5 separate regions of the Mus musculus genome follow, and all the other regions are linked to region 1. A link is a loop called in an ENCODE intact Hi-C map of the cell type or tissue named here. Cell type or tissue: left cerebral cortex. All regions are shown on one strand. Region 1 holds the start of 4930525C09Rik (RIKEN cDNA 4930525C09 gene). Region 2 overlaps Gm10754 (predicted gene 10754). Region 3 has its middle 22 kb from the start of Poc1b. Region 4 holds the start of Atp2b1 (ATPase, Ca++ transporting, plasma membrane 1). Region 5 overlaps Gm20110 (predicted gene, 20110).

Evidence for each region. Hi-C counts contacts between places; a loop is a spot of excess contacts. Peaks named below come from ENCODE experiments on the same cell type or tissue, not always from the same donor. Only the 100,000 strongest peaks of a DNase experiment are listed, where the experiment ranks them.
Region 2: a loop joins it to region 1, with 2.4 times the contacts of the local background. A loop is called at or near these places in 2 of 42 quality-filtered maps.
Region 3: a loop joins it to region 1, with 6 times the contacts of the local background. A loop is called at or near these places in 24 of 42 quality-filtered maps.
Region 4: a loop joins it to region 1, with 4 times the contacts of the local background. A loop is called at or near these places in 5 of 42 quality-filtered maps.
Region 5: it touches region 1 in a loop (5-fold over the local background); 5 of 42 quality-filtered maps call a loop at or near these places.

Annotation. Positions count from the first base shown.
Region 1 is chr10:97,710,219-97,715,218 of GRCm38, forward strand. All of the region lies in intron 4 of Gm10754 (predicted gene 10754), which reads right to left. 4930525C09Rik (RIKEN cDNA 4930525C09 gene) reads left to right here and starts at 4,554. Exons shown (of 3, transcript NR_130993.1): 1 at 4,554-4,637. In left cerebral cortex, a CTCF peak has its summit at 2,645 (motif pointing right); a DNase peak (open chromatin) is centred at 2,670; H3K27ac peaks cover 234 bases.
Region 2 is chr10:97,798,640-97,803,639 of GRCm38, forward strand. All of the region lies in intron 3 of Gm10754 (predicted gene 10754), which reads right to left. Among named protein-coding and RNA genes, the nearest start is that of Gm25658, 56 kb to the left of the region's middle. In left cerebral cortex, no CTCF peak of the experiment used is centred here; DNase peaks (open chromatin) are centred at 2,775, 3,290 and 3,665; H3K27ac peaks cover 2,006 bases.
Region 3 is chr10:99,082,124-99,087,123 of GRCm38, forward strand. It overlaps the pseudogene Gm51755. Among named protein-coding and RNA genes, the nearest start is that of Poc1b, 22 kb to the right of the region's middle. In left cerebral cortex, a CTCF peak has its summit at 2,982 (motif pointing left); a DNase peak (open chromatin) is centred at 2,978; H3K27ac peaks cover 55 bases.
Region 4 is chr10:98,912,340-98,917,339 of GRCm38, forward strand. Atp2b1 (ATPase, Ca++ transporting, plasma membrane 1) reads left to right here and starts at 2,813. Exons shown (of 21, transcript NM_026482.2): 1 at 2,813-3,032. In left cerebral cortex, CTCF peaks have their summits at 1,525 and 2,769; DNase peaks (open chromatin) are centred at 1,696, 2,104, 2,675, 4,313 and 1 more place; H3K4me3 peaks cover 3,902 bases; H3K27ac peaks cover 4,329 bases.
Region 5 is chr10:99,613,792-99,618,791 of GRCm38, forward strand. All of the region lies in intron 1 of Gm20110 (predicted gene, 20110), which reads left to right. Among named protein-coding and RNA genes, the nearest start is that of Gm20110, 7.1 kb to the left of the region's middle. In left cerebral cortex, a CTCF peak has its summit at 2,219 (motif pointing left); DNase peaks (open chromatin) are centred at 1,735, 2,192 and 4,010.

The sequences.
Region 1 (5,000 bases):
GTGGAGCTATCTCTGTAGTTGGTGTCTTAGTTAGAATTTCATTGCCATGAAGAGACACCATGACCAAGGCAACTCTTATAAAGGACAACATTTACTTCAGGCTGGCTTACAGTTTCAGAGGTTCAGTCCATTACCATCATGGCAGGAGGCATGACAACAGGTAGACAGATATGGTGGCTGGAGGACCTGGGAGTTCTACATCTTAATCCTAAGGCTGCCAGGAGAAGAATGGCTTCCAAAGGTAGCCAGGAGGTGTCTCTCTCTCTCTCTCTCTCTTCCTCTCTCTCTCTCTCTCTCTCTCTCTCTCTCTCTCACCCTCCCTCTCTCTCTCCTGTACTTGGCAGATCTTGAGCACTAGGAACCCTCAACCCACCTACACATTGATACATGCCCAATAACAAGGCCACACCTATTCCAACAAGGCCACACCTCCTAATAGTTCTACTTCCCATGGGCCAAGCATATTCAAACAACCACAGTGGGTTACAAAATCCTATGGTATATGCCCAGGAGTGATAGAGCTGTGTTGTATTTACTATTATTCTTGAACTACTGAAAATTCACAATCCAAGGATGATGGAGATGGCTCATTTCATAAAGTGCTTATGACCCAAACACAAGAAAACTGAGCTCAGATTCCCAGGACCTATATCAAAAGCCACACGTCATAGTGTGTGTTCATAACCCTGTGGCTGAGTATACAAAGATAGGTGGATGCCCAGAGCTCCTTGGCCAGCTAATCTTTGCTGAATTAGTGAACTCTAGATTCAATAAGATATTCTGTTTCTCAGCTCCATGTGTTTCCCATTCTAAGAAGGAACAAAGTATCCACACTTTAGTCTTTCTTCTTGAGTTTCATGTGTTTTGCAAATTGTATCTTGGGTAGTCTAAATTTCTGGGTTAATATCCACTTATCAGTGAGTGCATATCATGTGTGTTCTTTTGTGATTGGATTACCTCACTCAGGATGATACCCTCCAGATCCATCCATTTGCTTAAGAATTTCATAAATTCATTGTTTTTAATTGCTGAGTAGTACTCCATTGTGTAAATGTACCACATTTTCTGTATCCATTTCTCTGCTGAGGGACATCTGGGTGCTTTCCAGTTGCTGGCTATTATAAATAAGGCTGAGACAGAAGAAAGGACCATCCAGAGACTGTCCCACCCGGGAATCCATCCCATATATATCCACCAAACCCAGACACTATTGCATATGCCAGCAAGATTTAGCTGACAGGACCCTGATATAGCTATCTCTTGAGAGGCTATGCCAGTGCCTGGCAAATACAGAAGTGGATACTCACAGTCATCTATTGGATGGAACACAGGGCCCCTGATGAAGGAGCTAGAGAAATTACCCAAGGAGCTAAAGGGGTCTGAACCCTATAGGAGGAACAACAATATGAATTAACCAGTACCCCCCCAGAGCTGTGTCTCTAGTTGCATATGTAGCAGAGAATGGCCTAATCGGCCATCAATGGGAGGAGAGGCCCTTGGTCTTTAGAAGATCATATGCCCCAGTACAGGAGAATGCCAGGACCAAGAAGCAGGAGTGGGTGGGTTGGGGAGCAGGGTCGGGGGAGGGTATAGGGGCCTTTCAGGATAGCATTTGAAATGTAACTGAAGAAAATATCTAGTAAAAACACAATAAAATAAAATAAAAGATATTCTGCGACAAAAACTGTCTTGGTGAGCAATTGAGACAGATATGCAAATCATAAAACCTGGCATCTACATTCACATACTACACTGGCATGTACATGTGCACACAGTTGAACATGCATACATACATATATAACACACAAAAATTTAAAATCACATAATTGACCAAAAAAGTCTTATCTATAAATCATATGATTTTAATGAAGAATTATCTTTAGGGTTTTGTAGAAAGAGTCAACTTTTAAGGTTAGCAACTTACTCAAACACGGCATTCAATCTTGATCTAGTCAGGTATCATTTAAGCTTTCCCAATGTTTTGTTAATTTCTTTCAAAATATTTTACCTGAAAAGTCATGTTAATGTTAGAATATAAGTATGTTTAATATGCTTTCAGAAATTTCATAATTCTCTAAAATGGTCATAAAAAAACACTAGAAAGAAAATCAAAGCTATATAGCCTGATTTTAACATTTAAGTAAATTAGATTGCATTTTACTTGATATTGTTTGGAGGCCTAGAGAAAGCCATTGTAGACACTGTGAGTTTAAGGAAGAGATAACGTCGAGCTTTCATTTACTCAAAAACAAAACAAAACAAAACAAACAAAACCCAACCATGTTAGCACCTTCAGACCTGTTTGGGTACTAATAAAGTTATTTAAAGTTGCTCTTAAATCGCAAAAGTTTCCCCAGATAAATCTTAGTCTTGTACCAATATATAACTCCTTTCTAAAACCTATTTTTATCACTGCATTGATATTGAGGAGTGAATGGGGAATCCACTTCAAATGTGTAAACAAAAGCTATACTCAGGCCTAATGTGAGCAATAGAAATAAAGTGGTGCAAACATAATCTTCCCAGACCCTGTTGGTACTGCTCTCTAGATGAACTCACTGTCTGGAATGTGGAAATCATTTCCTTTTTTCTTTAACATCTGTCATTGGAATTTAGCGGCAAGGTGGTGCATTGCAGATAGAATGCTGGCTCTGTCAGCTTCCCCTAGATGGCGCTGTTTTCTAAGAAGCTACAGTCGCGTTTTGGTTTTTTGTTTTTTAAATTGTGTTCCTGTTAGCACATAAACCTTACACTAACTACTGCTTTATATCTTCATGTATGTGTGTGTGTGGGGAAGGGCTCTGTGTGTACAAATACCGAGTCACACTATGAACATGATTTTAAAGTCTTCTTTCCATTTGCTGAAACCATAAAAATGCATTTGATTTACCTTAAAAACCTCAAATATACATATAAGAAATGATATGTCAAAAGGATATACGCTGAGATTTTTGTTAATTGTGGGAAAGGCTGTGAAATTTTATACTTGGATGTGAGTTTCTGGGCTAAATGCCCAACGATCTTTTTATAAAGCATGCAGTGATTAATACTTTCTTTAGATTTACAGTGGATTTTTCTTGTTGGCCTCTCAGCCTTCAAAAGTGTTTTATTACATTACTGTGTGTGTGTTACATTATTTTGTGTGTGTGTGTGTGTGTGTGTGTGTGTGTGTGTGTGTATGAGAGGGGGGCATAGCTTGTATGTGTAGGTCAGAACACAACCTGTAGGAGTAGGTTCTTTCCTTTACCCACGTGGGTTTAAGGGGTCAGAACTGGGGTCACCTTATCAGCCAGCACATTTACCTTCTGAGCCATCTCACCACGTCCTCTAGTGTTCTTCTGTGACTCTTCATTCACGTGCTCAATTTTCTGGTTGAGTAAGGAGAGACCCTGAGGTATGTTTAGTTAGACTTTTCTATATTGAAAGGAAGAAACAATAGTATATAAAACAGCCAAGCCACTTGGAAGTAGAAGTGATGTGGAATAAAAACCTGCATAGAATTCACAAAAAGGAAAACATTTCTTTCCTTTTCATCCTCTTCTCCCTTTAATGGCCCACATCTTTGAGGTGGCTCACTCTCACCCTGTGTCTCTCCCACTTTGCTTTGTAAATTCTCCACTTCTGTTTGCCATGTTTTGACTTTCCCACTGCTCCACCTAAGTCTTTCAGGTTCAAGAGACATGGAGCTGGCCTAGAGGATGCATGGCTGTAACTTCCTCTCTTAGACCTAGTACAGAGTGCTTTGATGCATCCTATTATCCCGTGTAAAGGGGGGGGGTGGTGGGAGGAATTTGAATTAAAGTATCAGCATTATCATAGTCATTTGCAAGGAAACTTAACATGCATTACATCCCGAGCATCTAGGAACCCCAAAACCCCATTTTCTAAATGAACCATAAAAGAAACTAAGGCCTTATATCCCAGTTGAAAAGTTGGTAACTGACAATGGAGAGCTGAGAGCTATTTCCTTTGCTGCTGAAAACTCACTAGTTTTTTTGCGGTAACCAGCTTCACAGAATGAAAAGGCAGCCCCGTGTAATAACCCGTGTCTGTAATCTCAGCTCTAGAGAGGACGAAACGGGACAGTCAAAAGTTCAAGGCGCTTCTCTACCACACAGTGAACTCTAGGCTGTTCTGGAGTGGAAATGAAGGTTCTAGCTAAACGTCCTAAATAGTAAAACAAAAGCAGAATATACTAAAATGCGACCCAAGCACTTCACTGCCACGCTGTGGCTCCTTCTGCCTAGCTGTACCTTGACGTTTCCTCTGCATTCAACATAAGTGGCTGCTTCAGATTCAAAACGAAGTTTCTATAAATAGACTCTTGAAAAGGATTTGCTGTACCAACTTATACGACCCTTGCAGTGTTTCTGTCTGGTACCCTCAGCAGGGGCCTTCGTCAGGAAAGAGGGTTATCATTGTCATGTTCAGGGCAATCATGAAAACTTTGGTCTGGTTCCATTTGGAACCTTGATGGGACACCCTCCCGGTCTCTCACAAAGGCTACCTTGGCAACTGCTCAGAATGTAAAGTCCCTCAGCCCCTGCAACCTCAAGGTAGCCATCCATTCTCCCTATCTCCCTGATGTGCCGCCTCACTGCTCACTGGCACCACCGTTTCTAGCTCTTCTCTGTGAGGTATGAATCCTTCATATCAGGGTCCAGACCCAGGATCTGTGAGGGACAGCACAAAGCTCTAATGTTCTATGTAAAGGAACAGGGGAGAAAGCTTTTTATTTCTTCTGTGATTTATCTCTTAAATTAATATACACACAGACACACACACCACATATGCACACACACATATACACACACATGTGCACAAACACACATACACAGAGACACACACACTCACAGACACACATGGATTTTAACAGTGAATGCTGTGTTATATGAATGAACACAGGCAGGCAAATGCAAAGTTCTCACAGATGCCCTTGTTTGGCCCACAACTCCAGTTATCCTCACCTCACACACTCATAAAGAGAGGGAAACACACAC
Region 2 (5,000 bases), 88 kb after region 1:
AAAAATAGTACATGTTGATCTCATGTCCTTTATGAAGGAAAAGCACTAGGGTCCTCAGAGTCAAGGCTTACAGAGAAGTATGGAAGGAAGTTTTTCTTACCAGGTTTATGTCCTCACTCAGCTGAAGTCCTCAATTATTTTGAGACATCTGAGTCCCCCCCGCCCCCCAGGCTCAAGCTGATGACTTACTTGGAATATGCTTACCTTGTATGTGCAGATCCAGAACCTGCTCTACTATTAGTGTCCTGGGAACTTCGACAGGTCAGGGTCACTTTTATGGTGACTAGTTAGGTAGTTAAGAGCTAGGATATTGAAGGGTTCTTCATTGATGGAAACACAGGGAAATTAGGCCAGGCCCAGATGGTCTCCTTATTCAGTAGGTTGAAAGCTTGTCAAAAAGAACTTAGCAGGAGGTTTAGCAGGAGTCTTTGAACCACAGGAGGAACACGTCTTCCACAAGACTGTGGGGACTACTGATAGAAAGGAAATGGTTTTCTGCTGTGCTAGGTTGGATACGAGGTCACAAGCAAGAATGAACACAGATGGTGAAGAGTGCTGGTGAAGTCCTTTCTCTTAAGGAAAGAACAATCAGTGTATTCTTAGCTGGTGATCACGTGTCAGAGAAAGAAAGTCTGTCTCAACAGACTTGGGACACAAAGAGAAGCCTGGAGAGTCCAGCTCTTTCATTTCTAAGGGCGTAAGAAGTCATTGATAATTAAATGCTGGGTGGTTCCATTTGTAACTTAAGATATATTACCACCATTTAGTCCAATGCATCTCCTATCCATCATGCTACTCCTCTTTTGACAGTTTTACCAAAACCCAGTAACAGGAATTCTGCCATGGTTTGGATGTCGCATGTCTCCCAAATCTTCATATCCTGATAGTGTGTTCTCAAGCCCATGGCAAGGTTGTAGAATTGTTGTGGAGATGGGGACTACTAGGAAGACATAAGCCTGAAAGATATAATGGGGTGCCAACAATATTTTTCTTTCTTTGACTCCTGGCTGCTATGAAGTAGGCAGCTATTAACTGTCTATGCCTACCAGGATCCACTGTGCCACCAACATACCTAAACACAATGGAGCCTAATTACCACAGACTGGAAACATGAGGTAAAATAAACTTTCCTCCTTTAAAATCTTGTTGTCTTACTGCTTTGTTACAGTTATAGATTATTATCACACTCTGAGATCCAGACCACTCAGAACCTGTGAACACTATATATTGAAATGTATAGTTGAATTCCTTTTAGGTTTCATAAATGCAAATGGGGCTAGGATCTCAGCAGGGCAAACAGATTTCAATATGCCAATGAAGGCAAGGATGTGTTCTGTTTCCTTGGCTATATAACTTCCAGCTTCAAGTTATTATGGTGCTAATTTATTTGGTGAACGAATGAATGAAACAGGCTTAACAAATCAGCTTGAAAGTAGACATCTGTATTTATCTTGTGTTTTCTCTTTTTCTTTTTCTTCTTAGACTGGGATCAAGCTGTAGCTGGCTATCATGGAACTCATTATGTATCTAAGGATGTCCTTAAACTAATTCTTTTACCTCTGGAGTCCTTGATTACCATGTACCACCAGAGTTGGTTTTATGTGTGGACCAAACCCAGGATTATCTGTGTGCTAAGAAGTTACTTTAAAAAAAACTGATATACATACCTAACTACTGGGTGTGTGGGTGACAACCCAATTTGTAGTAATCAGCAGTTGCTATGATAAGAGATTGAGATAAACAACATATAAAGAGGAAAGAAAAATATTATGTTATCTTATGGCTGTGGGAGCTATACCCTATTACCTTATTTTTCTGTGCTTTCTTGTCGTTGTTGTTGTGGTGGTGATGGTGGTGGCGGTGTTGGGATTGATGGTTGGTGAGGTGTTAGTGATAGTGTGTTGGGAAGTGGGTGGTTCTTGCACACAAATACACACAATGTGGAAGCTACAGGCCAATATCAGGCTTCTCCCATTATTGCTTTGGAGACAGGGTTTGTCCTGAATCTGAAGGGCTATGATGCAGCCAGACCAACAACTCTCAAACTGTGGGTCATGATACCATTTGAGGGTCAAAGGACCCTTTTACAGGGCTCAAATGTCAGATATCCTGCATATCTGATATTTACATTATGATTCACAGTAGTAACAAATGTTTAGTTGTGAAGTAGTAGTGAAATAATTTTATAGTTGGGGATCACCACAATATGAGGAAAGGTTTACAACATTAGGAAGATGAGCGAGACTTTACCAGAGAACTCCAGAGAGCTTCTTGTTCATGCCCACAGCACTAGTGTTAAAGACTTTGGTGCTGGAGGCAAACTCAGATCTTCCTTTTTGTGTAACAAGCACTTTACTCACAGGGCTATCTCACCAGTCAATCTTTCTAATAGCTGCATTGTCAAATGGAGGACTTGTTTACATATTAAATACATTCATTGGGCACATTGCTTGTTCTGACCTAACTTGGGAACTTAGTTCATAAATGATGGTGGTGGTTTGAATGAAAAATACCATCCATATGACCAGATTTTTGATACTACATCTCCATTGAGAGGACAGCCTTGCTGGAGGAAAGGCTTTGAGCATTTTAAACCTCAGCCTACTTCCAGTTCTGTCTCTGTCTCTGTCTCTGTCTCTGTCTCTCTATCTCTCTCTTTCTCTCTCAGTCTCTTGTGGATGAGGAAGTTCTCTTCTCAGCTTCCTGCTCCTGCCACTGTTCATTTCTCTTGACATGCCTTCACACTGTGATGGATCCTTAAGCCTCTGTAACTGAAGGCCCAGGTAAGCACATCCTTCTATAATTTGTTTTGTGTCCAGTATTTTGTCAGAACAACAGGAAAGTAATTAAGACAAGAAGGAAAATGCGATTTCTATAGAGAAATACATTCTGGTTTCCAAATGACAGGCCTACAAATGAACTTTTAGAACAAGAACCATCTGCATGGTGAGGCCTGCTTGTGTTTATGGAACTATCCCCCTCCTCCCACCCCCACCCCACCCTGCCTTGTTGCCTCATAGGCTGCATCTTAACATGTCGGGTTGAGCATTTCTTTTCCTTTTGTTCCTATTTTTCCCTTTAAAAAAACGAATCCTCTGAAATTCTTGGCTATGTGTCAATGCTGTATTCACAAGGATTAAGGGCCAGCAGGGCTGCTGTGCAGCAATTCAAAAGTTGAGTGCATCCTGGGGATTGGCAACACACAGACAGCTATTGTGCAGGAAGCCCTGGGTTCCAGTAATGGCATGTTAAATTTAGCAGCTGTCTTGAATTGTCATCAGAGATGAGGTGGAGGCGGCCGTCTGGCTGTAATCTAGAGTCTTTTGGAGTTTTACTTGAAAATTGACTTGAAAGGACTTCTCTGAAGGAGAATATGTTTCAGCTATTCGTATTGTCTATAAATTAGAGCGACTTTGCAATGGAGATGTATGCGCACATGTGGCTGTGCTGCACAACTGTGTTCTTAATGGTTAACATCTTTCTCTGCTGTGGGGATTCTATTTAATTCCATAACAAACCTCCAGGGAACTTGATGAAAACTCATGGGTGCTGTCAATCTAGTTATCCTCACGTATGAAGATAAAACCTTGTGGAAAGAAATGGGAGGGGCAGCAAGAAACACAGCAGCAACCCAATTGTCATAGCACATTGGGGACTTTTTTTTTCCTAACTGACATGCAAGAGACTAATATAGTAATGTAGCTGACATTTTTTCCTTTTTCCTATCCAGAGTGTAGGAGTTAACTGTGATAAAACCAGAGTAACTTCAAGATGAAATTGAGCCTCAGAAAACATGTGGATGAAGCTTCTGTTTCACCATCAAGGACACAGAGACACAGAGAAGGGTGATGTGAGAACTGAAGTAAGAGGACAATGATATAAAGAAGAATATGTTCATTCTTTCGGATCAAAACTGGTTATATGTTTTATAATAATAATTTCTTACCAAATAAGGAGAATTGTATAAAACTCTGCTCTGCTCTGTACCTAGGTGTGATACTTCCATCTCTAATTTCTTAAAACTTGCAGAAGCCCAAGGAGAACTTCTACAATTACTTCTCCTACAGTTCCTTGTTAAGTCAGGTCTCCAGATGACATAAGGAAATAACATTGGCCTATGAAGTCATTCACTTAGTATTGAATGCTTTTTTGTTCAGTTCAATACACAGAATGAAAAGAGACAGATGCCAACAGTGAAAATTATAACCCCCACAATCATCCTGAGAATGAAAACTTTTCATTCTTTATACCAGGATATAGAAGCAGATGCTGATACTAAAGTCTAGTTCCCTAATTGGTTCTTGATTTGGGCAATAAAGAAGAAGGAGCCAATTGCTGGGAGAAGTGTCAAGATGGGGCTTCCGGGTCTCAGGAGGAAAAAGAGAGGTGAGGAAAGAGAAAGGGCTTTTTGGCCAGGATTTCGAATGAGAAGCACACAACATCTACCTAGTACCCCCCCACCCCCAGAGCTTTTGTCTCTAGCTGCATATGTATCAGAAGATGGCCTAGTTGGCCATCAGTGGAAAGAGAGGCCCATTGGTCGTGCAAACTTTATATGCCCCAGTACAGAGGAACGCCAGGGCCAAGAAGTGGGAGTGGGAGGGTGGGGGAGTAGGTGGGAGAGGATGTGGGGGACTTTGGGATAGCATTGAAAATGTAAATGAAATAAATGCCTAATTTAAAAAAAGATCTTGGGGTAGCTAGAACCAGCTGAGGCTGGTTGTCATAAGCTAGCTGATAAGGGACGGGAAGGAGATTCTGCACACACACAGCAATTGTGTTATCTGACAATTTCTAAAAAAGTAAAGCTGTCAAAGAGTTTTTCATCTGCGCAGCAAAGATGGGCAGAGAAAGAGAAGCCAGGGCAGTACCTGGTGGCTTGGCGAAGCTACCCAGGAGGAACAAACACTGTAGAGTTGAAGTGTTGTTCATGAAGTATAATAATATAGAAAGCTCTGCTTAAGTCTGTTTTCAAGTATTATGACTGGAGTGAGAAGGCT
Region 3 (5,000 bases), 1.4 Mb after region 1:
ACTTGCTGTCAGTGAGTCTCTCTCCCAGCTTCCATATTCTGAACGGTTGTAGACTCAAGACTCTGACTCTCTCTCTCTCTCTCTCTCTCTCTCTCTCTCTCTCTCTCTCTCTCTCTCTTAAATTTTATTTATTTAATGTATGAGTGTTCTGCTGCATATATATCTACAGGCCAGAAGAGGTCATCAGATTCCCTTATAGGTGGTTGTGAGCCACCAAGTGGTTTCTGGGAATTGAACTCAGGACCTCTGGAAGAGCAGCCAATGCTCTTAACCACTGAGCCATCTCTTTAGCCCTAGACTCAAGACTCTTAGGCTGAAACTTAATCACCAGCATGGCGGCATTAGAGGTGGAACTCTCGGAATATGATTAGTTCAGGGAGGCATTGCCCTCACAGAATTAGTGGTATGACAACAGAGAGCCTCCCAACACTCAAGGTGACCAGCTGTATTATCTGTGAGCCAGGGAATATAGAATCTCATTAAGCTCAGAATCTCTTGCCTTCTTGAACTGTGAAAAGTATGTTTCTGCACCCATAAGCCATGTAGCTTGTGGCATTTTGTTACAGCAGTCTGAAGCTCCTGCTTCCTGACCTGCTTGAGTTCCAGTCTTGACTTCCTTTGGTGATCAACAGCAATGTGGGAAGTGTAAGCTGAATAAACCCTTTCCTCCCCAACTTGCTTCTTGGTCATGATGTTTTGTGCAGAAATAGAAACCCTGATGAAGACAGCCTGTCTTCTGAAGTGGTCAGATCAACAGCCAATATAGACTCTGGAAACCCAGACATGAGTATGGATGGGAGCAATTCCTCTCACCATTACCCTTAATATTTCACTTGGAGAGCGTTGTTTCCTTCTTGGAACACTCACCTTGTGGTCTGAAGTCCTTGTATAATGTGGAGAGTCTCCACCAGCAAACACGAGGCTGTTCATCCCCTTGATCAAGGGCAAACGATGGTGTGTCTGAGTATGCCAATGTGTTTGCCTTTTCTTAAGGAGAAATGGGAAGTGTTGCTACAAAATAAGAGCAGCACTATTTAAACTCATTATACTGGGAGCCCAATACACACAGTGAACAGGCAACTGCAGAACCAATGGAGATTCCTGGGGATGGAGGGCCAGGGTCAGGAATCCATGACTATTGGATTAGACCTGCCCAGATGTGGGCCTTTGGTGGGTTATTTTATTTTCGCTGTTTCCTTCCCTCTCTTGCTGCCTTATGCCCTGCTAACGACTGATAGTGCAGTTCAGGTTCCAAAAACGAATCTGATTGGCCTCCATCCCCATCAGGGTTGGGAGATGATGAAGCCATTTGCCTTGTATTTAGGACCTGTGTTTCTGGAGCTAAAAGAGGGACCAGAATGGCGGCTGAGGAACGACAGCTTAGCCTGAAATCGTTATTCTTAGCCATGTTCTCTGCATTGTCCTGTCGAGCTCTGTGGCCTGGGACGCTGACCTCCACTAGGGCCGCTGTTGCACTTGCTTTTGCTCATTCTCTGCCAGGAGACCCTGGCACGGGGCCAGAGAGCAGAGGAGAGCAAGGCTGGGTATTCTGATGCCCTCCTCTTCTGTCATCTTTGCCTTGCCATGGGGCAGGCAGTGTTACAGCTAGCATGGCACCCCAGAGGTCAGGACTTAGGCCTAAGCGATACCTCGGCACGTGTCACTTCTGTGCTAACAGTGCCCACAGCTGTGTAAGTTGTCCCTGTGTGGAATGCTCTTCAGCTAGGCACTTTGAGGGCTCCTTTCCAATACTTCATAGGTCAGCAGGTAAAGCTGCCGAGAGGAGGGTAGAGGTCAGTTACTGTGGGAATACGGAGAAGTCTGAACAGGCCAGAATAAAACGCATGTTCACATCCTGAAACCGTCCAAGGCAAAAACAATGATCATTATTGATTGGACTTCTTTTTTTTTTTCCATTATCAGTGAGAAAAATCTTATGACATTGGCTCATGGGCACCAAAGTTAAGGGATTTTCTAGGACGCAGTCGATCAGTGCTAAAACTGGAACAAACTGGAACTGCTACCTTAATCCGTAGCTATTATCAGGACCTTGTAGTCCTGCCCTGCTATTGCAGTGGAGGGACTATTTTAAGTAAAAGAATGCTGGTCTGGCACCAGATTCCTCCCCTATTCATCCACAGTCAATGGCTGATGTCATTTGTCGCAGCATTCTTTAAGTCCATCCTTGCAATCCGAGAGTCTCTTTTAGCATATGGGTCAGGTACCCACTATCAATCCATCCGTTAGAACACCCAGTGAGAGACTCTCTGACACTCTTGAATTAGAACTTTGGTCTCAAAGTCAGAAACTGAATTGGACCAAGTGAACCTTCCAGAACCTCTCTTGCTCCTACAGCCTTGGCCATTGCTGACATATTTGTGGCTAGCCTTCCGGGTTCCCTTGGGCTTGAATAAGCCCCAGATTTGCGTGCTCTGTCTCCTGCTGTAAGAGTGCCAAAGACTGGCCATGTGTCAGAAGAAATACAGCACACACCCCTGCAACATGAACAATCTGCCGGGTACTCTTCTCTTGGCTCTTTGTACATTTTTTGTTCTTGTTAGATGTATTTTCTATTTTCTACAGACACAGCCCTGACTTTATTAAGCCCTTGAAGACAGGGAAATCTTTGGCCCGAATGACTAACCCAGTAGCATGGGAGCGAGATAGTACAGGGCACAACCGTATGCGCGCGCGCGGTTTGAATGCAGGCTCGCTTCATCTCTGTAATGTAATTATTTTCTACCTGCTTCAATGACTTAGCGGAAATCAGGAACTTAGCAAACAGCAGATACTTAGTTCTGGCTTTGTTTGCTGCACATCAGTCCCGGTGTGGTGAATATAAGTGCGAAGGGGGAAGATCTCTATCCCAGACCCCAATCCCTTTATTCTTTTCCGCCAGACTCCATTGCCTAGGCAAAAGCTCCTTCCTTGCGCCCATGGCAATCTAGGTTCGCCTCCTGAAGGAGTGAAGTCCGGGAGCGCCCTCTAGAGGACAGCGGGGCTCAAAACCTCTGCTACATTACCGCTCACAAGATCTGTGCTGTGGTTTTATTTGTCCCTCCAAAGGTTGGTCCCTCCTCTTGTGTTCTGTTTGTCCTTCGAGATCTATTTCCATTTCTTTCTGCTTTGTTCTGGACCCCAGGCTGATGACCTTCCTTTGCCACCACCACTTAGCTTGATTTTAACCAGTAAAAGTCACCCGAGATGCATCGTTGAGATACTGTTTCTCTCAACTCCTCCAAGCCGGGCTGTTAGGGGTAGGTGGGCAGTGCTCCTCTACCCAACCCCACAGCTGCTCCCATGCAAACCCGCATGTTCTACCATGCCCAGCTCCTTGGTGTCAGCTCCCTGGACACAGAAATGACTTCCTGATGAGGCTAGCTAGCCTCGCGGTGGAAGTTCTGTCTTCAGCCTTGTGTCCCTTAGTCCTGGCTGTGCCCTTCTTTGTAAATAGCCCATGGGTCATGCTCTTCCCACTAGCCAGTCTGAGTATGCTTTATTTTCTGGTTCCTGTTGGGTTCTACTGATACTGTATGCAAAATCTTTGACCTAAGTCTTTTCTCTCTCCTACCTCCCCAATACCCTGTGAGCAATAAACCAATTACTGAAGTTTGCACAATGTAAGCATACTGTGTATATCTTAGGATTCTCTCCAGAATGCCTCCAGCAGGCAGGCCCTACTGTCTCTTGTTCAATTCCTACATAACCTACTTTCCCTCTACCTAGCTCCAATTCACTCTCTATTTAAAGCCTTCCACTAAAATGCTGCTTCTAACCAGGTCTTCCTAAACTTTGGTACACGTTTGTTGTTGTTGTTGTTTTGTTTTGTTTTCCTTATGTGCTTGGCATCTATGCAATTTCTATCCTATGAAGTAGCTGTCATATATTTGTCTGTCTTCACCTTTTCTTTAGTGTCTAGGAAGATCTTGGGTAGTTTAATTACATTCTGTGACTAGATTAATTAATAATGCCTAATTCAACCCACACACATCTCCTGAACCGTGGGGATTTCTTCACACGTGTTCTGCTCAGTGCTTTTGTTATATGATTGTGGGAAGGGATGTTGTCCCCTCCAACGTGAGGGGGCACACCCAGTTGCACCTGTCACTGGCAACCACCTCGTCACTAAGGAGACCGCTAGTGTGGAAAGAAAACTAGAGAGGAGGGAGGGCAGACTACAGAAGATCGTGGAAAGCAGAGTTGTGCCCTTGATCAAACTATGTCCAGCTGTCTTACAAGATGGTCTGTCTGGGATGGGACTTTTGTTTATAACCAAGTAAATATGTAACACTGGTGGTTAATTACTGTGGTGGCTTGAATGAAATTGACCCCCATAGGGTCATGGGAACTGGTACTGAGTCTCAAATACTCAAGCCAGGCTCAGCGTGTCCTTCTTCCTGTGGCCTGCCAATCCACATATAGAGAACTTCCAGCTACCTCTCCATCACCATGTTTGTCTGCATGCTACCCATTCTTCTTGCCATGAATAATAATGGATAATGATAATGGACTAAACCTCTAAACTGTAAGCCAGCCCCACTGAAATATTTTCCTTTATGAGAGTTGTTGTGGTATCTCTTCACAGCAATGGAACCCCTAAGACAATGATGAGACATATGCAACACACAATTACCAAAATGGCTGAGAATGCAGGTCACTTGGCTGCCTATTTGCCTGGAATGTTTGAAGCTCTTGGAAAGTGAAGTCCTACAAAGCTCTTATTCCAGCACTTGGGACATTGAGGTAGGAGAATCATGGGTTCAGGGTCATTCTTAGCTGCTTAAGGTGTTCAAAGCTTGCCTGGGATGCATAAGACCCCATTTGAAGAAAAAGCCAACTCAATTACTGAATTATTTTCTTCCTCTTTTCAAGCTCAGGTAACGGAGCACTAGATGAAATCTTGCCTGGGTAAGGAATAGGACCCAAGCTTCATGTGTGGTTTTGCTGATGGTAAGATATCCTCCAGTTCCCTGTAATCTTCTTTAAAAATGCTTTTGTCT
Region 4 (5,000 bases), 1.2 Mb after region 1:
CACCATGAGGCTTCAGTCTCATCTCTTGCACCAGAGGAAAATAAGAAACCCTAATTAAGCAACTCAGCAGTTTTACACCGAAAAGTATGTCATTTGGGGAGGTTTTAGGATGAAGCCCTGCAGGAGGGGGGAATTGAACTTCCTAAAGCTCAGCTGCTTCTATACTGGTTTCAGCTTTAATTTTGTATCTGAAGCATAAAAACACACAAATCAAATATACAGTACAATTACCCTGGCTATCTGAGAGCGAGTTTATCATATATGCAACTCACATGAAGTGCACACAACTATGTTCTGGGACATGCATGTTTTCACTTGTGGGTACATCTTTGGATACCAATAAAAATTTCACTGCAATCATGCTCTATAGTAAGGAGTTTCGGTGATTTTTCGTGAGCATATACTCTACAACATGCATCTTATGAGTTAGAATTACAGCAAACCCACAAAGTGAACAGATTCTAGTTTAGTCTATTATGGGTTTTGCTGGTGCAGCATGCAATGATTCACTTAATACTTTAATGTCAAATTCTTGATTAAAATAGAATGCATAATTCAATTTTCTATGGGGACTTCCTTGGAGAAAAGCGGGGAAGTAGCCAAGAGTTCATAAATGTGTCTGCGTTATTCTAAAAGATACTTCGGGGTGAGAAAATACTGGAAATTACCTAAATGAAATTTAATTAATTTGTTTTTCTAATTGTAGATTTGAAATAGTAGCAGGAAGGGCTATTTATTGTATCACATCAACCAATTCTCTGTGATAAACAGAGAGAGAGAAATACCCAGTGCCAGTTTTACATGTCAAGGGCACAGCTCAGAGGTTGGTAATGTCTACCCTGGTGGAAGATATAAATGGAAAAATTATTTTCAGCAGTTTTATCATGGAAAATTTGCTTTTAAACTCAAGTATTTTCTTTTCAAGCCTTTATATTATTTTAAAACAAATGCTACCCGACAGGGAACATACATAATGCAGTACTTGTCTTACCGGTGTGCTTTGGAGAAGACTATGAAACTACCAATTCTTCCAATTCAGGGTTGAAAAAAGCAAAACAAAACACTTACAGATCACTTTTTTTGATGTTTTTTTCTCAAGCTAAGTGATGCTGAAAATAACACGGATAAGGTCTAAATTGTTCGGGGGAAGGGGGAACCTTTAGTTCAAGCAGAGATTACAGAAAGATGGGACAGGATACACATCTTTAAATGTGTGGATACAGTCAAGAATATCCTTTTTTAAAGTAGAAGTAATCATGAGCGGTTTTCTTTTGAACTGGTTGGACCAGAGTCGGCTACCTTTTACCGTCTAAATACTGCACGGTACTCTGCATGATTTTTTTTTTTTTTCTTGTTCCTTTCTCCTCGGGAAAGATGAGGGCAGGATTTAAGTATTATGAATTAAAGACCCACTAGCTCGCCACAGGTAGGAAAAAAAAAAAAAAAAAAAAAAAAAAAAGCAGCAGCCGCAGCAGCAAACCCAAAAGAGAAACACGAGGACTTCAAGCGGACCTTGCGAGGCCTGCTTGCACCGGCTAGAGGACACGGTTTGGGCGCTGCAGCGGGGATCCCCGGTGTCGGTGGCCGGGCCAGCGCGCCTACAGGGCGAGTGGGCTCTCTTCCCAAAAGGGAAGGCACTTTGGCTGTCGGGCGAGTGCGTCACCGTCCGGGACAGGAGACAGGTCCGCTAGGGAGTGGGCGCCGAGCCGCTCTCCCGTCCCGTGACCCGGCATCGCCTCCACCCGGGGGCGACTCGAGCGGGACCCCAAGTGAAGGGCGTCCCACTGCGGCGGCACTCGTCGCTCTCCGGCTTCCTCACGTTGCAGGAGCCGCCGGGCCGCGCGCCCAGGCACCGGCGGTGACGGACGGAGTCACCGCCCCCTCCTCCCCCGCCGCCCCCTCCCGCGGCCCTCCCCGGCCCCGACACGTCATGGAAACACAGACGTCAGAGCCCCGACGGCCAATCGGAAGCCGCCGCAGGAGGGGAAGGGAGGGGGCGACAGCGCAGGAGGGGGCGGGGGCAGCCGGGAGCCCGGCGCGCAGGGAAGGAAGAGAGGGAGGGGCGCGCGGAGGCGCGAGTCGCCCGCCCCGCACTACAGGCCACCCTTTCCACACCGCGCGCTGCAAGTTCTGATCCCCGCCGCCTCACCCCACCCCGGGCGCGCGCTCGCCAGGCGGGGCCGCGCTCGCCGGATCCTCCCCTTAAACGCCCTCTCCGGGAAGCGCCAGTCCCGGTCCGAGCGGCGCTACCTCCGCTCGTGCGCGCGCGCGCGCCCGCCCGCCCGCCCTCAGGCTCCCCGCGGGCCGCGTCACGTGACCGCGCCCAGCCAAGGCGGCAGCGGCGGCCGCGCGAGCATCCGCAGCGGTGGCAGAGGCAGCGGGAGCAGCTGCGCTGCCAGCGTGGAGCGGGAGGCGTGGAGGTGTGGAGAAGAAGGGAGCGTCGGACCGGAACGGGTGAGCGCCCTCCTCCCCCCTTGCCTGCTCGGGCGGTCTCGCGGGTCACCCGGTGCACACCGGGCCCCTGCCCCGGAGCTGGCCGTTGCCCCTTGAGCTCCGCGTCTGCGGACCGGTGTCCCCGGACCCCGCCCCGGGTTGCACCCCGCCCGTTGCTGCTGCTGTTGCTGCTGCTGCGGACGCCGGCGCGGGGCCGGTTGAGCTGCTGTGCCGAGCGCGGCGCGCCCTGAGCGCGGCTTTGCGGAGCGGAGGAGGCGGGTCCTGCGGGGACGCGAGCGGCCACTCGGCGGCCGCCGGGCTCTGGGCGGGGGCCGGCCGGGCGCCGCCTCCTCCTCCTCCGCCGCCGCCTCCTCGCGGTGCAGCGTGAGTAGGGAGCCCCGGCTGGTGGACGCCGAGTCTCTGGGCTCCGCCGCCGCCGCCTCCTTCCCGAGGTGCAGCCGCACCTCCGCGTGGCGCCCCGAACCCAGCGAGCCGGCTGCGGGCACGTCCCGCGACCCCTCGCCGCCATCCCCCGGACCCACCCGCCTAGCTTTCCTTGATTCTTCCCCTCGGAAAAAATGGTTCCCGCTGCGGGCGAGGTGAGTGGCGGCCGGTGGCTGCCCGCGGCGGGGGCGGCCACCTGCGGGGGAGGCCGGGTGGGGCGCGCAGGGCGCGGCGGGGGTCCTGACAGCTGGGCGCGGGGTGGAGCGCGGCGGGTCCCCGCGAAGTTGGCGGCGCCGCCGGGGTTCGCTCCTGCTAGGAGACCGTAAAGGTGAGGAGGCTTCCTCTCCGCGCGCCTCGGCGCCGGGTCCAGCTCGGAGTCGCCGTCCCGGTGGCTTCTCGTCTACACCCGAGGGCTCTCGGACTTCGCGGGGCTGCCCCTGCTGCCGCCACAGCCCATCTGAACACCGGTCGCCCCTACCCCGGCATGTGGTGACCTTGAGGGCAGCGGTGCCCCGGCACTCCCTCTTCCTGCGACCCGGGAGGGTCACCCATTTAATCCCTGGCTTGGGCCCCCGGGAGGTACTGCCCGTGCAAGGTGAAGGTTTGTCGTCGGCCCCCCGGAGAGGATGGTGTGATAGATGCCTGTCAGACAGGACGGTGACTCCCGGGGAGTTGAAGAGCCGCCTGGACGCTCTCTTCAGGTCTTGAGTCTGGCCCCCCAGGATGTTCACGGGTGCTTCCGATTCATGTTTATGTACTTAGTTTAAAAGGGGGAAAATCTGCTCTGTCCTCGGAAAGGGTCAGTAAGAAAGGAGGGTGGCATTCCTATTGCGGGGGTGGGGGGGGCGGAGGTGGCGGGGGCTTCTTCTCTATTTCATCTTGCAGGAGAATTTTGTGTCTTAGCTAGTTAGCGACCCCTGGGTCTGCGCCTCGGTCTTTGCCCAGGTTGGTCTCTGCACATTTCAGTCACCAGTTTACTGCGGGACTCTAGCATTGGGAATGCTTTTGCTGTTGCGGTGATCGGACCCGCAAGGGGAAGCTGGGGCTGGTCTGCGTGGGTAAAAGGGTCTGCAGGACCTTGGTAAGGACGCGAACCTCCTCGGTAGGCTGTTTTTTTTACCCTTCCTAGGGGTTAGAGCGCTGCAGACAGCCACCTTTGGCTGCTATGCATGCTACTTTTCTGGGTTTATTAATAATCTAATGACTCCTGTCGGTATCGATTGCTGTTCCTGATAAATTAGTTATATGGATTTTTTTTTTCATACGAGTGGAGGTATATGCATGTCTGGACTGTCTGCCTTTCAACATGGAAGGCTTTGTTGTGCTTCACCTCCCCCACCTGAGGACAGTCTTACTTTAAAATAAGGTTCTTGATCCTCAGCGTAGGTGTATTTTATAATAATAAGTACTTGTAAGGACCTGGTTTGTACAAAGCGCGCATAGGGCATCCCTTTGGATAGTGGCCCATTTGAGTGAATGGAGAGCCTTCACTTGCCCTGCCACCAGCTTTCCCTAGGGAGACTCCCTGTCCTTGTGTGTGGCAGAGCCGGATTGGGGGAATTAAAAGAGGGATTGGAAGGGGGAGAATCTGCTTTTTGTACTTGTATGTTTCATTTAGCACCCATCCCTTTTTTTCCCCTTCCTGGTCAGTTCAAATTTGAAGTAAATAGAAATTTTTTTTTTTTTTTCTTGTTGAGAGCTTTTGAAAGCTGGTGTAGGAAATTGGGCCTTTTAAGCCATGTTTTCAGGGAGATGTTTTACTTTCTACCGTGCTTTGGATAAAACAGTTAAATGGCTGTCATAAAGGGTGGATCTCTGTCCCGATTTTGGCTTGGGTGTAACTGCAAAGATCTTCGAAAAGTAACTGTTATTTCCTACCATATACTCTGCAAAAGTGAGTCACATTCGGGTGAGCTGAGGACAGAGCGCCACCTTTGATCTAAAATTTTGTTATCCCCCCTCCCACCCCCGATCAAATGATGAAAATTAAGAGTACGCCTTCATAATGCTGTCGTCCTCAGCCGTGTGCCCCCTTAGAAGTAAGGGAGAATATGTCTTCATTTTTCTATAATTTCAAGACCTTGAGAGGAATTTCAGCCACTGTATGGGAAACTACGGTGTTT
Region 5 (5,000 bases), 1.9 Mb after region 1:
GTAAACTTTAATATAATTGACTCAGTATTTCCATTGCGATTGGTACTCATTATTCTTCTTAAGGAAAGCCTCGTTGAATAAAATCTTTAATGTTCTAGAAACTTTATTTCCTCAGTCTCCATCTTATCTGAAATTAACCTTGATATATTGATATGGGATAGAGAATGATCTTTTCTCACATGATTAACTGACTTCCACTCCCTCTGGTTTGTGCTTTGGTCTTTCATATGCATGGTCTCACCCTGTTTCTATTCTGTTCTGTTAGCTAAAAAGATATGATTCTTTATAGGCATCTACTATCTACTTTATACTTTATAGGTATTCTACTTTTATAAAGACTCTAAAGTGACGGGGCATTTACTATTACTATTTTAATTTGAGAACACTTTGGCTTGACTTGTTCCCTTGAACTCTTGTTGATAGTCATTTCAATAGTAAGTTCTCAAATTCTTCCAAATGCATGCTCGGGATTCGGGTTTTCAGAAGGGCCAGTGCCAGAGCTTGCATGCAGCTTTCAAACCTGAGTCCTAGCTCGCTATCAGCCCTTTCTCCTGAGTCAGACATCAGTCCTTTCTAGAGTCCTGTACATTACCCTAGCTATACAGATGCCTGCTCTTTTGCCTCCATGAAGAGCTTCCATCAACAATGCTCCAATGAAGTGCCTTGAGAGCTGTTTGGCTATTTGCATGTTATGTGCATGATATTGTAAAAATTCCAGTCTTACCCACCTGCCTTCCCAGTGGTGAACCATCATCCTGCTGCTGGGAGCTATAAGTCACACTGCCTTCTTTTCATGTCTGTACTTTGTGAGGAGCTGTGGGCATGCACTCAGGAAGGAGCTCTCTGGACAGAAGGTTATGAGAATGCCTCATCTGCTTAAATGTCACTAGGTCCTCTTGTTATGCCCTCTTTCTGTGGGAAAACCAGAAGAACTCGAGAATTTCGAAGTCCACTGCAATTTGCAAAAGGGTCCTTTTATTTAGCTCGGGTGCTTTAACACTTGAAGAGTTAGAAAGTCTTTGAAAGCTAAGGGTGAAGGGGAGGGGAAGCCGGTTAGGTGAGTCTTAACTCAGACATGATACCATTTAGTAGGGCAGAAGTGCAAGGCTGGGAGGGGGACTAAAGAGTATCTTTTGTGGGGCTATCAGGAACTAGTTTTATGGCTGGCCATAAATGTCTGTGACCACTGATTACCTCTTTTCTATGATTTAAGCGTGGGGACCCTAATCTCTTTTCTTCAAGGATAGGCACCAGCTGCACCTGGTTATCTAGGAGAGTGCTGGCCCTGGAGCCACCGAAGCTGAGGAGCTTTTATTTGTCTTACTCAGGCTGTCACTCTCGACTCCTTGAGTCCTCTTGGAGTGGCTAAGGAGATGGAATGAACCCCTACATTTGATGCAAGGGGGTAGGAGGATCAAGGCTTCCAAGGGGCAGTGTAGAGGCAAATGGCAGAAGTAAGCCTTCTTCTCAGGGAAAGACCCTAGGGGGAAGGAGGACTTCTGCAGGAAGGTGCAGGAGCAAGCCATCTGTGCACCTCAGCCTCTCAGGCTGCTGTGCTAGTAAAAAATTCTACATGCTTCTCAGTACCTGGTGGTTTTTTCTATGTCCCTATTTGCCAACGCATATGTAACATCTTAGAAGTTTGGGCTTTCGTGTATTTCCCTTTGCATAATTCCTAAACGTTTTCCAATGCGAATTCTTCCTTATATGATTACGATCGTGAACAAGTTTGCTCTCCAGAACAGATTACCCTCAGTACACATGTGCCAATACAGGCAAGCAATTACACGTGCATACACAGATGCACACACATATACCACTGGCCTGTTTTCCTTATACATGCAAAGTATGCAGAAAGCTCTTTTCCCCCCGACAGACCTCTATCCACCTACCTTCTTTTCTTCATCTCCACTCAAACCTAGTGAGAGCTTGTTCCCCTCTTTCCCCCAAGTTCTACTGAATCCTGCTAACATGGAAAAGCATGGTCTGGTTTAATGGATATGAATATATGTTTGCAGTAGAAAAATGAGTTTTTTTTTAAAAAAATCAGATGATGAAGCTGCAAAATATAACTAACTGTAGGCAACGTGAACGAGCAGAAGAGTGGTACCCAAACTGACTTAGCTGAGTCCATTGTCTATGAACCCAGCCTATTCATGGCAGATGATGGAACGCCATCTGCTGGGTGCCTTGTTATTACTGGTCTCCAGACGTGTCTCTACTCTGCCACCTAGTGGCCTACCCTGCTGCTGCAGCACACACTTGCTCAGAAAGAAATTCAGGATTTAAACTGACATCCACTACTAACTAACCCCGGCAGCTCCCTTGAGATTTATAGTAAAGGGATTTCTTTCATCTACCCCGGGGTTTATGAGGGTAGGAGGATAATGTTTGGAGGTGTAACAAAATCGTCTCTAAATCTTACCGATGCAGTTCATACAGTATTAGTGTTGATTCATTGTTAAGGATCACTGTCATCTGTTGTTCAAGAACACTAACAAACCATTGATTCTGAGAAATGTGTTTAAACCTTAAAGGTAAATAATAAGTTAAAATGTATGCTTTCCTCCTCTCTATGGGGCTCCGTATGCCTCTCTGGGAACTTTTTGAGGTCTTCGTATTTTAATGTTGTATCCAGTTTGTCACACAGGCCCAATGGCATTAGAATAATCCCTCTGTGTCCCAGGGTATTGGTTCCAGGGCCAATCTACCATTATGTTGTTCTTTTTATATAAAATGGCATAGTATTTGCATATTAACCTGTGTAATCCTCCATCATGCTTAAAATCACTCTCAAGTAATTTATAATACTTAATATGTACAAATGCTATGTAAATAGTTGTCCTAATGCAATAAAGAAAAAGTCTCAGCCGGGCAGTGGTGGCGCACACCTTTAATCCCAGCACTTGGGAGGCAGAGGCAGGCAGATTTCTGAATTCGAGGCCAGCCTGGTCTACAGAGTGAGTTCCAGGACAGCCAGGGCTACACAGAGAAACCCTGTCTCAAAAAGACAAAAAGAAAAAAGAGAAAGTCTCTTTATGTGTGCTCAGTACAAAAGCAATAATATTTGAATACAATAATATTTGAATAAATACAATAATGTTCGAAGGTTGGCTGTGGCAATGCATGCCTGCAGTCCCAGCGATCAGGAGGCAGAAGCAGAGGATTCATTAAAATTTGAGACTAGTCTGGGCTCTCTAGGGAGTTCCAGAACAATTAGTCCTAGAAAACAAAAACAAAACGAACGGAGAACAGAAACATAATCCTCGTTTGTTTCGGTCTATCCATGTGGACATCAGGAATATGCAAGGTTACCCATATTCCATAAATATTTGTTGAGTGAGTAAAATAATTAACTTCTACCTATATGAATTGTGATTTAGTGTCAAGGAGACCAGATAAAGACTCCATTTCTGATATCAGACAAGAGTGTAATGGACTTCAAGCTTATAGATGACAACGTGAGCGAATGATATAGGAGATGAAGCATTTCAGATAATGTAAGCTAAAATAGAATGGCATTTGCTAGTTAAGATCATAAATCACTGGCCTTTTATCTTTCTAAATTTTAAAAGTTGTTTTTACACATTTACATGTAAAATACACAGGAACACATGCAAAAATATACAGAGCTACATATATTAAAAAGTAAGTATGGGTTTAACAAATATAAATGGTGTAGTTTTGATGGAATTCCTTGAGTTCAAGTTTTCTTGGTACGTAATGTGTGTAGGAGGTCATTTTGTGACATAGTCAGAAACCTAGAGAACTTTGCTTAGCACCCTGTCTTGGCTAAGGTTTCATGGCTGTGAAGAAGACACTGTGACCAAGGCAACTCTTATAAAGGAAACCATTTAATTGAATCAGTCCATTATCATCATGGCTGGGAGCATGGCAGCATGCAGGCAGATCTGGTGCTAGAGGAGCTGAGATTTCTACACCTTGATCTGAAGGCAGTAGAAGGAGATTGTGTGTCATACCGGGCAAAGCCTGCCTCCACAGTGACACACTTCCTCCAACAACGCAACACCTCCTAACAGTGCCACTCCTCGTAGGCCTATGGAGCCAATTACATTCAAGCTATAATAAACCCACAAAGCTGTCCACAGTATACATGTCTCACAGAGCTAAGATATTTCATCTTTTGTTCTTACAATCCTGCCTATCCACTCTTGTTTTTTTCTTTTCTTCTTTTTTTCTCTTCCTCCTCCACCACCACCTCCTCCTCCTCCTCCTCTTTCTCCTCCTCCTCCTCCTCTTTCTCCTCCTCCTCCTTCTCCCCCTCCCCTCCTCCTTCGAGATAGGATTTCTGTGTAGCCCAGGGTTGTCGTAGAACTCACTCTGTAGACCAGGCTAACCTTGAACTTACAGAGACCCTCCTGCCTCCACCTTTCGTGTGCTGGGATTAAAGGCATGCGCCACCACAGCCCGGTACAATCCTTGACTGTTGTCCTCAGTGCACATGTTTCTCTCGGTTATAGTCCAAGAAATGGGTCAAAAGTATGTATGTATTTAAAATTTTGGTGACATAAGCCTATGTTAATTACAGATTGATATATCAAATGACAGAAGTCTTTCCCACTGGTATGGTTAGTGAAACTGATATGTATTTGTGAAGTATTTGACATAATCCCACTTGATGAGACAGAGTCAATTTTCTCCATTTTAATACTTGTTTGAGCATCTTGTTGACACTGGCTGGGCTCCCTTCCCTCTTGTCCCCCCTCCTGTCCCTACCCCATCCCATCCCCTCATCCCTCTCCCCCATTTCCCACCCCCCTAAGAATTCTAAGCCATGCCTGACTCCTAGGAGGGGCTCCTCCGTAAAGAGGAGGCTGTACAGTGGTAATGATACACATGGCGTGTCTGCTTTACAGCACTGCATTGAACAAGGTTTTTATGTGGGTAGAAATGTACACCCATTTTAGTAAAAGTATTAAAGATGTACTAAGCAGACTAAAACTAGCTAAGGCTTCATGGCTCAGAAATAATTAGCATTA